Linked DNA regions of Homo sapiens: region 2 is linked to region 1. A link is an interaction called in ENCODE POLR2A ChIA-PET data of the cell type or tissue named here. Cell type or tissue: OCI-LY7. All regions are shown on one strand. Links, peaks and the distances in the headings refer to the core of each region. The heading gives the core; the rest is flanking DNA.

The links. Peaks named below come from ENCODE experiments on the same cell type or tissue, not always from the same donor. Only the 100,000 strongest peaks of a DNase experiment are listed, where the experiment ranks them.
Region 2: POLR2A ChIA-PET joins it to region 1 with 6 read pairs; 3 of 35 experiments call an interaction of 5 or more read pairs at or near these places.

The regions. Positions count from the first base shown.
Region 1 is chr3:183,950,284-183,958,239 of GRCh38, forward strand. ABCC5 (ATP binding cassette subfamily C member 5) reads right to left here. Exons shown (of 30, transcript NM_005688.4): 18 at 2,803-2,987; 19 at 1,574-1,720; 20 at 1,158-1,287. Among named protein-coding and RNA genes, the nearest start is that of ABCC5-AS1, 52 kb to the right of the region's middle. In OCI-LY7, for the core only: no CTCF peak of the experiment used is centred there; a DNase peak (open chromatin) is centred at 3,578; H3K4me3 peaks cover 730 bases; H3K27ac peaks cover 2,500 bases.
Region 2 is chr3:183,857,488-183,865,443 of GRCh38, forward strand. It overlaps PARL (presenilin associated rhomboid like), which reads right to left. Exons shown (of 10, transcript NM_018622.7): 4 at 5,266-5,314. Among named protein-coding and RNA genes, the nearest start is that of PARL, 23 kb to the right of the region's middle. In OCI-LY7, for the core only: no CTCF peak of the experiment used is centred there; no DNase peak of the experiment used is centred there.

The DNA.
Region 1 (7,956 bases), core at 2,285-4,784:
TGATTTTTTTTTTTCGTCTCAAGAAAATCCTCTTACTCCACTCCCTTTTCTTGGTTCCCTTCCTGCCCCACTGCTTTAAACATTTTCCCCCTTTACAAAGTAACTTATGCTTATTTTAAAATGTTTGGAAAATAAATATGTGAAGAAGAAAACAAAAACTATATTCTTACCAATACCAATGAACTGCTGTTAACATTTAAGACATTTTTTGTCTTGCAAAATTTTTAAACATACATAAAAATTAAAGGAAGAGCACAGACCCTTCAACAGTTATCAACTTTCATCTCTTTTTGGCTGTCTCCCCACCCCACCGCCTTTTTTCTTCTGGTTAAAGTATTTTCATGCAAATCCCAGACATGTTGCTATTATTTACTTTTTTTCTTTTTTCCATTCATGTGTGAGCACATGCGTGTGTGTTTAGCAGAAATGGGAACATGTTATGTATCAGTTCGAGTATCAGGGATAGTTCTGATTTCTTGTTACCTCTGGCCATGGGTTTACAATGGCCTATCAATGCCTGAAACAAACCCCTTCCATGAAGGCAGCTACAGTGCAGCAATTAAAAACATTAGCTTTGGGGTCAAAAAGATCTGGGTTCAATTTGCAGCTTTGTCACTCAATAGCTGTAGATCTTGGGCCAGTTCCTTGACCTTTCCAGATAGCAGCTTTCTCATTATTCAAGGAGTGAAACAACACCCGCCTGACAGGCCTGCTGCGGGGATTAAGGTAACATGCATAAAACACTGAGCATGCTGCTTGCTACACAGGAAGCCCCCTGTCAATGTCAGGGGCTTTACTGTTACTCTGAACTGTGGGGGTACAGTATTTCAGTTCTGGTGCAGGCACAGCCCATACAACAGCCAGAAAACCTGCCAGGTTGTAGGCATCCAGAAACCAATGCATTGCTTTAAAATCTGTGTGTGTTTCAGAATCTCAGATGCCTCTGTTCAAAGCCTTTCTGCTAACTCAATTCATTGAATTTATTTTCAGGTCAAACAAGACAGAAAATGCAGTTGCAATGTTCCTGGTGAAAACACCAGCAGTCACTGTGCTCTCAGGATCTACAGACAGACAGATCTGCACATTTGGAGAATCATCTAGAAGGCTGGAAGCACAGTGAGCTCCAGAGTATTAAAAAAAGGCTCAGTGAGAAATACCTTCATCCATGTCTTTGGAAAACCTGTTGAGAATCCTCCCTGTGGGGGTCGTGTCAAAAAACTTCATAGGGCTTCGAAGGATCCTTCGGAAAAGCTCGTCATGCAGCCGGGAGGAAGCTCGCAGCGTGCCCTGAGGAGCAGAGCACAGAGTGGTCAGGGCCCAGGGACGGCTCTGTTCCTACTGGTCCAGAGAACCGCTCCGCAGCACATCCACTCCCAAAGCGGGGAGGTGTGAGGGGTCAGGAGGGACAGGTGGCAAGTGAGAAAAGGTGGAGGCTAACGGAATATGAGTCATCTCAGCCAGGGCCATCCTGGTTAAGGGAGCTCCCCTACTCAGCATGAACTGAGAGACGCCACACCAAAGCCTGACCACAGGTCACCAGGGAGGAGGGCAGAGACCACCCACCAATGCATACCTTGACAAAGACAACTCCTCGAATGGCTTTCAGGATCAGCATGACTGCCATGGAGAGGGCGTAGATGCTGGCATAGTACTGCATATGAGGATTGTCCTTCATGCTGTCACTCACCGAGGTCTCGTTCCCTCGAGTCACAGTGGTGTTCTGTTTGAAGCCAAAGTTCTATGAGGCCAGACTCCTAACGACTGCCAAGAGCCCCTGCTCAGCGCCATTCTCAGCTCAAGGGCAGGGCAGGGTACAGGATAATGACCCACCCTGGGACCTGGTCATGGCTTTGTCCACCTCTTTTTTTTTTTTTTTTTTTTGAGACAGTGTCTCACTCTGTCACCCAGGCTGGAGTGCAGTGGCGCAATCATGGCTCACTGCACCCTCTGCCTCCTGAGTTCAAGAAATTCTCATGCCTCAGCCTCCCAAGTACGTGGGATTACAGGTGTGCACCACCATGCCCAGCTAATTTTTGTATTTTTAGTACAGACAGGGTTTTGCCATGTTGGCCATGCTGGTCTTGAACTCCTAGCCCCAAGTGATCCACCTGCCTTGGCCTCTCAAAGTGCTGGGATTACAGGCATGATCCACCACACCTAGCCCTCTTTCTCTCTATTCTAATGTCATATGGTTTGGCTTTGTGTCCCCACCCAAAGCTCATCTTGAATTGTAATTCCCAGGTGTTGAGGAAGGGACCCGGTGGGAGGTGACCGGATTGTGGGGTGGATTCCCCCATGCTATTCTTGTCGTGACAGTGAGTTCTCATGAGATCTGACAGTTTAAAAGTGTTTGACATGTCCTCCCGCACACGCTGTCTTGTCTCTCTTCTGCCACCTTGTGAAGAAGGTGCCTCCTTCTCCTTTGCCTTCCACCATGATTGTAAGTTTCCTGGGGCCTCCCCAGTTATGTGGAACTGTGAGTCAATTAACCCTCTTTCCTTTGTCAAGTACCCCGTCTTGGGTATTTCTCTGTAGCAGTGCAAAAATGGACTAATACACAACGGATGAGAACAGATAGCCTGCAGGTGTCCTACTGCACGCCCTACTGCCCTGTGGGTTGGTCAGCGTTTTTTTCCTTCTGGTGAGGCTACATTAGGGACTCATCTTTTCATCCTGGAAAAATCTCTCTTTACAGCTTCTTTTAAGTGAAAACTAGAACAGTTTCCCTAAGAATAGCCAGGGAATAGGGAGAAACGGCCACATTCTTAGACACAGAACTTTCCCATTTATGAGTAACCTTACCCCGCTTCCTTGCTTGATCCAGTAACTCAACCACCAGGTGCTGAAGGCGGTGCTGCCTACATTCAGCATGAAAAGGGCCATAATAACCAGGAATGCCAAGGGGCCCCCAGCAGCCTGGATGTAGACACCATATACTGACCAGGGCACTGAACCCTGCCCTTTCTCTTCCAGCTGCACAAGCTGCCCTAGGTAAGAAAAAAAGAAACATGGACTCAGAAGGGAAGAACTATTTCCATAAAACTAAGTCACCTGCAGAGCAACAGAATCGGACAACCGGCAGCTTCACAGGGGTCTAGATTAGATTTCCTCTTTGTCAGAAGCATTCATTCATCTATTTAACATTTACTGAGCACCTACCACAAACCAGACCCAGGATGAAGCCCAGGAGCAGCAAAGAGGATGAAGACCAGGTCCCCACCCCTAGGGACCTGGCTGAGGAGCCTGCCACAGACTGGTAGGACAGGCAGATCAATAATCACATAATTACAGTGAAATGTGCTCAATGTGATGATAGAGCTATACGCAGGGCAGCATGGGAACCCCTGGGAGGCATACTTGACCTATTTGGCTTAGGTGTGGGGTGGTTGGCAGGCATGTTTCAGGTAAGACTTTCTGTATTGCTTCTCAAAAGGTAAGCCACAGATGACCGGGTGGGGAAAGGAGAGAGCAGGCAGAGAAAACAACACAAGCACAGGCACGGGGTAGCAAAACACACCACCACAGTGATTCGGCACAGCTGGAACAGATGTGCACTTAAAGAATGGCAGGAGATGAGGCCGACTAAGCAGGCTGTGGTCACAGAAGAAAGGCTTTGAATTTTGGCCCCACAAAGAACTTCTCAACAGAAAGGGTGACAGGTGTGTCTGACTTCTGTTGGGCTAGGAAGGACCTGGGATGGCTGATATTGCCACACCAGCTGCCTCTGGGAGCGAGCAGCCTCTTTCATGCCTCCTGTGTTCCACACAAATAGCCTTTTCTGTATGTGCCCTATCAGGGAAAATATTTGAAAATGGAAGGTTACTGAAAGACTCCATGCAGGAAAGTTGGTTGGTCTCATGTTTTGTGTGTGTGTTTTTTTTTGAGATAGAGTCTCACTCTGTCGCCCAGGCTGGAGTGCAGTGGCGTGATCTCAGCTCACTGCAACCTCCGCCTTCCCGGGTTCAAGCAATTCTCCTGCCTTAGCCTCCCAAGTAGCTGGGATTATAGGCGCCCGCCACCACGCCTGGCTAATTTTTGTATTTTTAGTAGAGACGAGGTTTCACCATGTTGGCCAGGCTGGTCTCGAACTCCTGACCTCAGGTGATCTGCCTGCCTCAGCCTCCCAAAGTGCTGGGATTACAGGCATGAGCCACCGCACCTAGCTGGTCTCATGTTTTTAACTAGATCTCGCAGCTGACCGTGTGGAAGACAGGTTCAAAACGAGGCAGCTGTAACACTGTAGGTAAGAGATGATAAAGGCCTGAACTGGGGTTGTGATGGTGGGATGGAGTTTCGGGAGGTAAATTCAGTAGGACATAGTAACTGGCTGGCTGCTGGAGGAGAGAAAAGGTTCAAATATATTCCTGAGGATCTCCCTGGCGCACTCAGATTCTTAACACTAATATGAGAATACAGAATGTAAACCAGAAAGTACCTTGAGACGGGTCTCAATCAATTTAGGAGTTAATTTTGCCACGGTTAAGAATCATGACCAGTGACGCAGCCTCAGGAGGTCCTGAGAACAGGCCCAAGGCAGTTGGATTACAGCTTGGTTTTATGTTTTAGGGAGACATGAGACATCAATCAATATAAGTGGGGTAATCACTGGTTTGATCCGGAAAGGTGGGGCAACATGGGGCAGGGAGGTGCAGCTTAAAGGTCAAAGGTGAATTCAAAGATTTTCTGATTGGCAATTGGTTGAAAGGGTTAAGCTCTGCCTGAAGAGTTGAAATTAGCTTGAGTGGTGGGGGAGTGGTGGGGGACAGGGTGTGGACGCCAAGGTTCTTGTCATGTAGATGAAGCCTCCCAGTAGCAGACGTCAGAGAGAACAGATGTGAATGTCTCCTATCAAAGGTGTCAGACCCTCTGGAGAGACCTAGTAAAGGAAGGAGATTCTCTACGTAATGCAGAACTTCCCCTTCAACAGACAGCTTTGCAGAGACATTTCAAAATATGCATTTCTTCCAGGGCCCTGCTATCTGTCCTGTGATGCTCTATTATTTTAATAGAGTGAGGTTGGAATTAGGTATCTTACAGCTACAAAGAGACTGTTCTGTCAGTCTTAGGATCTCTATATAAATGTTAATGCTCGTCAGTTGTGTGCCTGAACTCTAAAGGCAGGGGAGTATAATAAGGCACGTCCAACATTGTCTTCCCTTCATGGTCTGAATAGATTTTCAGGTTCCATTGGGTACCCTTGGCCTAGAGGAGAGTTTATTCAGTTAGTTGCAGGGCACAGAATTTAATTTTTCATTTGCAAGAGAAACAGCTATACAGGAAGATTTTCCCTGTTTTGTTTTTGAACTTTTATTTTAGATTCAGGGAGTACATCTGCAGATCTGTTACATGCAGATCCGTGTGTATATCACATCGGTTACATGCAGATCTGTGTATATATCACATCGGTTACATGCAGATCCGTGTGTAAATCACATCAGTTACATGCAGATCCATGTGTAAATCACATCAGTTACATGCAGATCTGTGTGTATATTACATCTGTTACATGCAGATCCATGTGTATATCACATCAGTTACATGCAGCTCCGTGTGTATATCACATCGGTTACATGCAGATCCGTGTGTATATTACATCTGTTATATGCAGATCCATGTGTATATCACATCAGTTATATGCAGCTCCGTCTGTTTATCACATCGGTTACAGGCAGATCCGTGTGTATATCACATCGGTTACATGCAGCTCCATGTGTATATCACATCGGTTACATGTTCATCCATGTGTATATCACATCAGTTACATGCAGATCCGTGTGTATATCACATCGGTTACATGCAGATCCGTGTGTATATCACATCTGTTACATGCAGCTCCGTGTGTATATCACATCGGTTACATGCAGATCCGTGTGTAAATCACATCGGTTACATGCAGATCCGTGTGTAAATCACATCGGTTACATGCAGATCCGTGTGTAAATCACATCGGTTACATGCAGATCCGTGTGTAAATCACATCGGTTACATGCAGATCCGTGTGTATATCACATCTGTTACATGCAGATCCGTGTGTAAATCACATCGGTTACATGCAGATCCGTGTGTATATCACATCGGTTACATGCAGCTCCGTGTGTAAATCACATAGGTTACATGCAGATCCGTGTGTATATCATATCGGTTACATGCAGATCCGTGTGTAAATCACATCGGTTACATGCGGATCCGTGTGTATATCACATCTGTTACATGCGGATCCGTGTGTATATCACATCGGTTACATGCAGATCAGTGTGTATATCACATCGGTTACATGCAGATCAGTGTGTATATCACATCGGTTACATGCAGATCCGTGTGTATATCACATCTGTTACATGCAGATCCGTGTGTAAATCACATCGGTTACATGCAGATCCGTGTGTATATCATATAGGTTACATGCAGATCCGTGTGTATATCATATAGGTTACATGCAGATCCGTGTGTAAATCACATCGGTTACATGCGGATCCGTGTGTACATCACATCGGTTACATGCGGATCCGTGTGTATATCACATCTGTTACATGCAGATCCGTGTGTAAATCACATCGGTTACATGCAGATCCGTGTGTATATCATATAGGTTACATGCAGATCCGTGTGTATATCATATAGGTTACATGCAGATCCGTGTGTAAATCACATCGGTTACATGCGGATCCGTGTGTACATCACATCGGTTACATGCGGATCCGTGTGTACATCACATCGGTTACATGCGGATCCGTGTGTACATCACATCGGTTACATGCGGGTCCGTGTGTACATCACATCGGTTACATGCGGGTCCGTGTGTACATCACATCGGTTACATGCGGGTCCGTGTGTACATCACATCGGTTACATGCGGGTCCGTGTGTACATCACATCGGTTACATGTGGGTCCGTGTGTATATCACATCGGTTACATGCTTATCCGTGTGTATATCACATCGGTTACATGCAGATCCGTGTGTATATCACATCTGTTACATGCGGATCCGTGTGTATATGACATCAGTTACATGCGGATCCGTGTGTAAATCACATCGGTTACATGCGGGTCCGTGTGTACATCACATCGGTTACATGCGGGTCCGTGTGTATATCACATCGGTTACATGCTTATCCGTGTGTATATCACATCGGTTACATGCAGATCCATGTGTATATCACATCTGTTACATGCGGATCCGTGTGTATATGACATCAGTTACATGCGGATCCGTGTGTAAATCACATCGGTTACATGCTTATCTGTGTGTACATCACATCAGTTACATGCGGATCCGTGTGTACATCACATCGGTTACATGCTTATCCGTGTGTACATCACATCGGTTACATGCAGATCCATGTGTAAATCACATCGGTTACATGCGGATCCGTGTGTACCTCACACCGGTTACATGCAGATCCGTGTGTATATCACATCGGTTACATGCGGATCCGTGTGTACATCACATCGGTTACATGCGGATCCGTGTGTATATCACATCGGTTACACGTAAATCCGTGTGTATATCACATCGGTTACACGCAGATCCGTGTGTATATCACATCTGTTACATGCGGATCCGTGTGTATATCACATCTGTTACATGCGGATCCGTGTGTATATCACATCGGTTACATGCGGATCCGTGTGTATATCACATCGGTTACATGCGGATCCGTGTGTACATCACATCGGTTACATGCGGATCCGTGTGTACATCACATCGGTTACATGCAGATCCGTGTGTACATCACATCGGTTACATGCAGATCCGTGTGTAAATCACATCGGTTACATGCAGATTTGTGTGTATATCACATCTGGTACATGCTTATCCGTGTGTATATCACATCGGTTACATGCAGATCCGTGTGTATATCACATTGGTTACATGCAGATTCGTGTGTATATCACATCTGTTACATGCTTATCCGTGTGTATATTACATCTGTTACATGCAGATCCATGTGTAT
Region 2 (7,956 bases), core at 2,101-4,600, 93 kb before region 1:
CAGAAGAGTATGTACTGCATGTTTCTATTTTTGTGTTAAACCACAGATAGATATAAATGCCTATATATAAATAGATGCTTTGGAAGAACACACAAGTAACTAAACATGCAATGGTTATTATGGGAAAGGAAAAGTGCAGAACTGGAAGTTCAGAGTGAGAGAAAGACTTATTTTTCACTTTATGTATCCTCTATTCCAATTTTCATCTGCTACCATGCATATTTATTCATTTTACAATGACAAAATCTAGTCTAGGCAGTCAAAAAGGGCTCCCTTTCCTCCCTGGGGGTAGGCTGCTACTTTGGAACAATTTGCTGCAATTTGTGCTGTGAATCAGCACCCAGATACTTGATAGGGGGAGGCAGTGTGGTTTATCAGAAAGGTAATTAATGGTGGTTTGCTATTCTAGAAAAGTGAAAAGGACATAATAAAAACCCTATTCTTTGATACATGAAGTGGATTTGATTCCCGAATCCACCCAGTTCTAGCTGTGTGATCGCAGTTACTTGGCCGTTCCTTGCCCCATCTGAGAAATGAGGATAACAGGGTTCTTATGATGACTAATAATAATAGAAATGCATGTAAAGCACATAGCATGATACTTGAAGTGTGGTTGGCACTCAAGGATTAACTTTGCTATTCTTCTACAAAAATAACTTGTTTGCAGACTGGGAAGTCAGGAGTTACAGAAAAACAGTGACTGATTCTGATTAAAAGGTAAAGATGGGCTATAAGACCAAGGAAAACATTGCCTTACCAGCAACATCAGGAATAGGTAAGGAGGCCTTAGTCTGGGAAGACAGCTCAAAACCTTGAAAAGGTACAAGGAGAGAGAGAACTGAAATGAAAAAGAATAAGCCTGGCAGAAACAGAACAGCAAAGAAAAAAGAATAGACTTTAGAAGTTGGGGCAAGGGGTCAAAGACTGGAGAGTAGTAGTGACTAAGCTTTGGAGCTGACAAAAAATACACTAGTAGAGGAACTACGGCACAGTTTTCTTGCGATCTCTCTCCCTATCCTTTTCTGTCCTTGCTCCTTCTTGATCAAAAATAATAATTTAGCTGATTTTTTCCTGTGGCTTTACCTGAATCTCAATACAGTAAAGTCAGCATTCTCTTGAACTAACAGGAAAACCTGGCAAGTGCCTCAAAGACAACCCTGAAAGCTAGAAAGGGAGGAGAAAATATTCTCTCTGGGGGTTGCCTGGGGACCTCTAGGAGAGGCTTAAAAGGCTGACAGATCAGGGCAATAGAACAGAAAATTAGGTGAAATATAAAAGCACCAGGGATGACAAATTTAAGTTTGAAGAATGCCACGTTATACTCCCCGCTTGCCCCACAAATACCTAGTGGGCTTATAAACACTTTTTCAGAGCAATATGAAGCCTGGGGAGATTATTTCTGTGTAATAAAAATTAAGACCAAAAAAAAAATCCCCAAACAAACCAAAAAAAAAGGATTAAAACAAGTTTCCTAGCATAGCTTTAAAAAGGGATTTGCACAGACAGATTGAGACAGAACAGTCAAAAACTACAGACTCGCCGGGCGCGGTGGCTCACGCCTGTAATCCCAGCACTTTGGGAGGCCGAGGCGGTGGATCACGAGGTCAGAAGATCTAGACCATCCTGGCTAACGCGGTGAAACCCCGTCTCTACTAAAAATACAAAAAAATTAGCCGGGCACTTATAGGCTGAGGAAGGAGAATGGCGTGAACCCAGGAGGCAGAGCTTGCCCGTGAGCAGAGATCACGCCACTGCACTCCAGCCTGGGTGACAGAGCAAGACTCCATCTCAAAACAAAAACAAAAACAAAACTACAGACTCCAAACCTGGCATCAGCTGTAAGAAGGGGAGGTTTTTGTTGTTGTTTTGAGACAGAGTCTCACTCTACTGCCCAGGCTGGAGGGCAATGGCATGATCTCGGCTCACTGCAACCTCTGCCTCCCAAGTTCAAGCGATTCTCCTGCCTCAGCCTCCCAAGTAGCTGGGATTATAGGCATGCACCACCACGTCCAGCTAATTTTGTATTTTTAGTAGAGATGGGGTTTCACCATGTTGGCCAGGCTGGTCTCCAACTCCTGACCTCAGGTGATCCACCTCCCAAAAGTGCTCCCAAAGTGCTGGGATTACAGGCATGAGCCACTGCACCCAGCTAGAAAGGGGTTTTTTACCTCACCACCAGATGCCACCTTAACAATAAAATAAATTATGGGTATGCCTTACAATCTGACTGTTCTTACCTATACCTAGGAACCAAAGAGACATGGATAAATTTGAGATACCCCTCATTCTCTGAAACTCAGAAACTATGTATATTTGGATTAACACTTTACTGTCTGAACTTACCGTATCCAAAATCTTTCCATCCAAATTCAAGAGCTCAACAGATTCAATGGCAAGGAATACTTACATGAAGTGTTTGGTGTAGCAGTGAGAAATCTTTAACCGACTAGAGCTTTCATGCTGCCATTGTCTAGGTATGAATACTACAAAGCAGAGAGGCACACTGGTCTCACAAAGCTTTAAAAACTCTCTAGGTCAAACTTGTCAAGTTCTTTCAAAATATAAAACGAAAAAAAAAAAAACCCATTCGGAAAACATCTCCAATCCAAAGAAAGAAAGTGGGACGGAGTAGACCTGTCACCCCATAAATCTATCACTGATTAAAACCAGAAGCTGAGCCAACTTCACTTTGCAGTCTACAAGAAGCAATCAGGAGTGCTCAGCAAGGAAAGCTGGACTAATTGGCACCCCAGGAAGAAGACAAGACATACTAAATAAACAGTTTATTCTTGAGACTCTCATATATAGGTAATTGATTAAGCACCACTTACAGACATTGTAAAGCTAGAATCACTATTACTAGAATAATTATTTCCTACAAGAAAAGTCTGAGGTGACACAAGACAGTTCAAATGGCATTTCCTGAGGTTAAAGTCACTTGGATAATCTAACAATAAAGATTTAAGACCTGCAGCATGACCATTCACATTTATGTTGTTCAAAGCAGCTTACATTCAAGTTGCAAGACAGATCACAAGCATCTCTCTCTACTGCTACGCTCTTCATGCCAAATGGCTGATTTGATTTCAAAAAAGAAAAAGACTAGGGGGAAAGAATTCTGATTTTTAATTACCTCTAGCTTCTTTGAAGAAAGTATTCACCAGCATGAGAAAAGGTTTTAAACTCTGATGCTAGGCTTCTTCATATGTTAAATGGCATAAAATCATGACCACCTTCAAAGAATGTGAGGTATAAACTAATAGTGAAATGCTTTGAAAATAGTGAAGGCAAAACCTTGCCACCCTAAAGAAATCTTAATTTCGTTACTTTTTTTTTTTTTTTTTTTGAGACAGAGTCTCGCTCTGTCGTCCAGGCTGGAGTGCAGTGGCGCAATCTTAGCTCACTGCAACCTCAGCCTTCCAGGTTCAAGCAATTCTGCTTCAGCCTCCCTAGTAGCTGGGATTAACAGGCGTGCACCACCACGCCTAAGCTAATTTTTTGTATTTTTAGTAGAGATGGGGTTTCACCGTGTTGGCCAGGCTGGTCTCTGACTCCTGACCTCAGGTGATCTGCCCGCCTCGGCCTCCCAAAGTGCTGGGATTACAGGCGTAAGCCACTGCACCCAGCCTCATTACTTTCATAAAAGAAGCAAGCAAACAAAATACATTAATCTAGTGGAAACAGATGTGCTACTAAAGAGCTATCTTTGAAGTAATCATTTTAAGATGTCACTGACCTATCAATTCTATGGTCTTAGTTATGGCAACACTGAAAAATCTCAATCCCTTGGTTAAGATTCCATTCAACATTCATTCACTCAACAGATTTTAACTGAGTGCCCTTACTGTGTACATGATATATGCTAGGTGCTGTCACAAAATGAAAGATGTCATTGTTGTCCTCCAGATGCTTATACTGCCCTCAAGGATGTTACACATACAATTACATAAGGCACACTGCATTATCAATGATAAAAACTGCAATGAGTTCAGAAAAAAAGAAAGCACTTCCTAAAGGAAGCAATGTCTGAACCATAAGCCTGAAAGCTGCATCGGGTTCCAATAAAGTCAGAAAAATTAAGCCTTCCAGAGAGAATAAACAGTTTGAATGAAGAAAGATAAACACCCTTTCTCCACTTAAGTACAGAAAATTAAGAGTACAAAATAAGTCTTAAATGCTTATTTAAGTCTAATCAATTAGACTTTAAGTCTAATCAAATTTGAGCAAAAGCAATATTTTGCAATTCTCTAGAAATAATTTTTTCTTTTCTATGCAATCGTTAAAAAACTTAAAAAAAATTTTTTTGTTTTTGAGAGTCTCATCTGTCACCCAGGTTGGAGTGTAATAGTAGGACCACAGCTCACTGCAACCTCTGCCTCCCAGGTTCAAAATTCTCCTGCTTCAGCCTCCCAAGTAGCTGGGACCCCAGGCACGCACCACCACACCTGGCTAATTTTTTGTATCTTTGGTAGAGATGGGGTTTTGTCATGTTGCCTGAGCTGGCCTCGAACTCCTGAGCTCAAGGAATCCGCCCACCTTGGCCTCCCAAAGTTCTGGGATTACAGGCATGAGCCACTCTTCCTGGCAAAAATCTATTTTCAAGTTTCTCAAATAACTGACTCCATGAAATATTGCAGAGGTGTTAACTTGAAGAGCCAAATCTGTCTTTCCATAACAATTTACAAAGAAAAAAAGTTATCATGGTGACATGCATGTCATGCTTACATTTAAATGGGGTTTTATAAATAGCATGGGGGAGAAGAGCGAAAACTGGTTTTCGAATGGACAGACTTGGGTTTTGAAACTCTGCTCTATTGCTTACTAGCAGTTTGACTTTCAAAAGTTCCTTCTCTGAAAGCCGGTTTCCTTATCTGTAAAAAGGGAGACAACTACTCTGTAAGCAACTCCAAGTAGGGACAGAATGTGTATTACAGCATCCTGAATATAGAAGGTACTTAATGTTTCCATTAGTTTCTTTAATAAGGGAAGTAATAATTAATAAGCTATTCCACAAGCTGGAATTCTACAACAAAACTGATCAATCAGTATCATACTAAATCAAAATTAGAAAGTAACGGACCCAGAGCATCATGTAAACCTTTATACCTCACCACTTTATATACTATTACATTAGCCTATCAGTACAGAGACTGTCTTCTAAACCACTGGTGAGCATGGTACAAGAGCCATTGCTTGTGACATACTGTACCTTTTGGTTTGATTTCTCTTCCCTTGAATGGTTAAAACGTGTAAGCTAACACAAACCTGTCACAGTCCGCTGGCCATCACTTAGGTTATTCCACCACTTGTTAATCTAAAACAGACAGAAAATTGCATCACCACATGTGAGAAATTTCAGGCTACAAAAATGAAAAACCAGAAGAAAATGCCTCGCACATAAGAGGAATTCCTCTTCTGCAAAAATCACTGGTGGTCACAGACATAATAAATACGTGGTAGAGTGGAAAAGGCACATGTTTTATAGTCAGGCAGCCCACATTCTCCACACAGAACCAACCACTGGATAGCTCTGGAACCTCAGACAATTATTTCTAAACTTCAGTTTCTTGACACATGAAATGGGACAATAATAGGTACCCAGCAGTGTTATCACAAGGAATAACAATAATGTAAAGCCCCTAGCACACTCACAGATACAGACAGGTACCAAGGAAGTGATTATTCATACCAAGGTCTTATGTTTTAAAATTCTGAGAATATTGTCTACTAAATTGCACTTTTTTAAAGATATAGTAATGGTACTGGAGTTTAATAAAAAGAGGAGGGTCCTAATTTTTCAGGGATACATGTTGAAAATTTTATGCATGAAATACGTCTAGAATTTGCTTTACAATAATACAAGGGTGGAAAGGGAAGGGAAAAAAAGGGAAATAGATGAAAAAAAAATTGGCCCTGTCTTGGGGAACACTGAAGCTGGACGATAATGATTCATCATACTATTCTCTCTACATTTGTATCTGCTTGAAATTTTCCATGATTAAAGTTTTAAAATAAAAAATATATTCCAACTAAGAAATTGAACCAGATTTTGTTATTAAAAGAAAAAATCCAAGGTAAAAGAAACTACAGATTAGTATGTATAGTTCCATTTATTTTCTTTTTTTTTCTTTTTAAGAGACAGGGTCCCCCTGTGTTGCCAAGGCTGGTCTTGAACTCCTGGGCTGAAGCAATCCTCCCACCTCAGTCTCCCAAGGTGCTGGGATTACAGATATGAGCCGCCCCGGCCGATTCCATTTCTATAATTATAATTGCACTGTGTATGAACTCCCAGAACTTCGTGTATAGTGGCACGAAAGGGGTTCCCAGGACTTTCATGTTTCCATGTTAAATTTACACATTGTTTCAAACTTCTTTAATGGGCATAGGTTTTATACATTCAACTTATCATTTAATTATATTATAAACAAATCAATCTTTAAATGAAGATTATGTATACTGTTTGTATCATTTTTCACCATTCTCAAGAACCATTTGGGTACATTTGGATATCAAAACTTCATGTGCAGACATGTGCTGGAAACCTATAGCTTTGTAAGAGATCCAGGATAATGGAATAGGTCAGTTTTACTATCTTCTCAAATACATTGACTGAACAGATGCCGATGGCTAGTTATTGTCATTTTCACCTGCAAATATTATCCACTGTTCTGGCATAAAGCCTCTCTAACACAGATAGGGCTCATGCTTCTTGAATGTGCCCATGGGAAAACAAGGAGGAATGAATCCCTTTCCCTACTTAGAGAAAACTCAAAACATCATTAGCAAAAAGAAAATGCAAGGCTTCCTTCTCAGGCTCTTGCTGGCCAGGATCACACTGTTCCAAGGAAGGGGAAAAGTAAAGAAGATATCAACCTACTCTCCAGATTGGAAGGGCAATGTGTCATTAAAAAAACAGAAGTGCTTGAAAACCAAATGGGCCTGAAACCACATATTAACTAAAATCTCAGTGTTCAATATGTATTGGTGAATAAAAGAAATAAAATATTGGCTGGGCTCGGTGGCTCATGCCTGTAATCCCAGCACTTTTGGAGGCCGAGGTGGGCAGATCACGAGGTCAGGAGATCGAGACCATCCTGGCTAACACGGTGAAACCCCGTCTCTACCAAAAATACAAAAAATTAGCCGGGCGTGGTGGCGGGCACCTGTAGTCCCAGCTACTCCGGAGGCTGAGGAAGGAGAATGGCGTGAACCCGGGAGGCAGAGCTTGCAGTGAGCAGAGATCGCGCCACTGCACTCCAGCCTGGGCAACAAGTGAGACTCTGTCTCAAAAGAAAAAAAAAAAGAAACAAAATACATGTTTTATCTAAAAGCAAACATTTTTAAGAAATCAGTTAAGAAAGAGGGCCATCGACTTGCATATAAAGTAAATGAAAAGCTCTAAAAGCTCCATATTTCTTTTTTTTTTTTTTTTTTCCGTATTTCATCTCGAGCACAGTTTAGAGACACTCAACAGCAGGTATTTACCACAGGTGTGTAAATATCATGTCACTGAGAAACGTTTAAAACTCCTCTTGGGGCCAGGCACAGTGGCTCACACTTGTGAAATTCCAGCACTTTGGGAGGCCAAGGTGGGAGATCACTTGAGGTCAGGAGTTTGAGACCAGCCTGGGCAACAAAGTGAGACTCCTGTCTCCACAAAAAATGAAATAATTGGCCCAGCATGGTGGCACACGCCTGTAGTCCCAGCTACTCAGGAGACTGAGGCGGGAGGACTGCTCAAACCCAGGAGTTTGAGGCTTCAGTGAGCTATGATCCCATTACTGCACTGAGGCCTAGGTGACAGAGTGGGACGCTGTCTCTTAGAAAAAAAAATCACTTGCTAGCTCTATCCCTAAGGCATGTATATTTTGAAAAATTCCCTGCAGTTCAAATACGTACTCTAAAGCCAGGGTCCCCAACAACCCGGCTGCTGACCACTAGTGGTCCGTGGCCTGT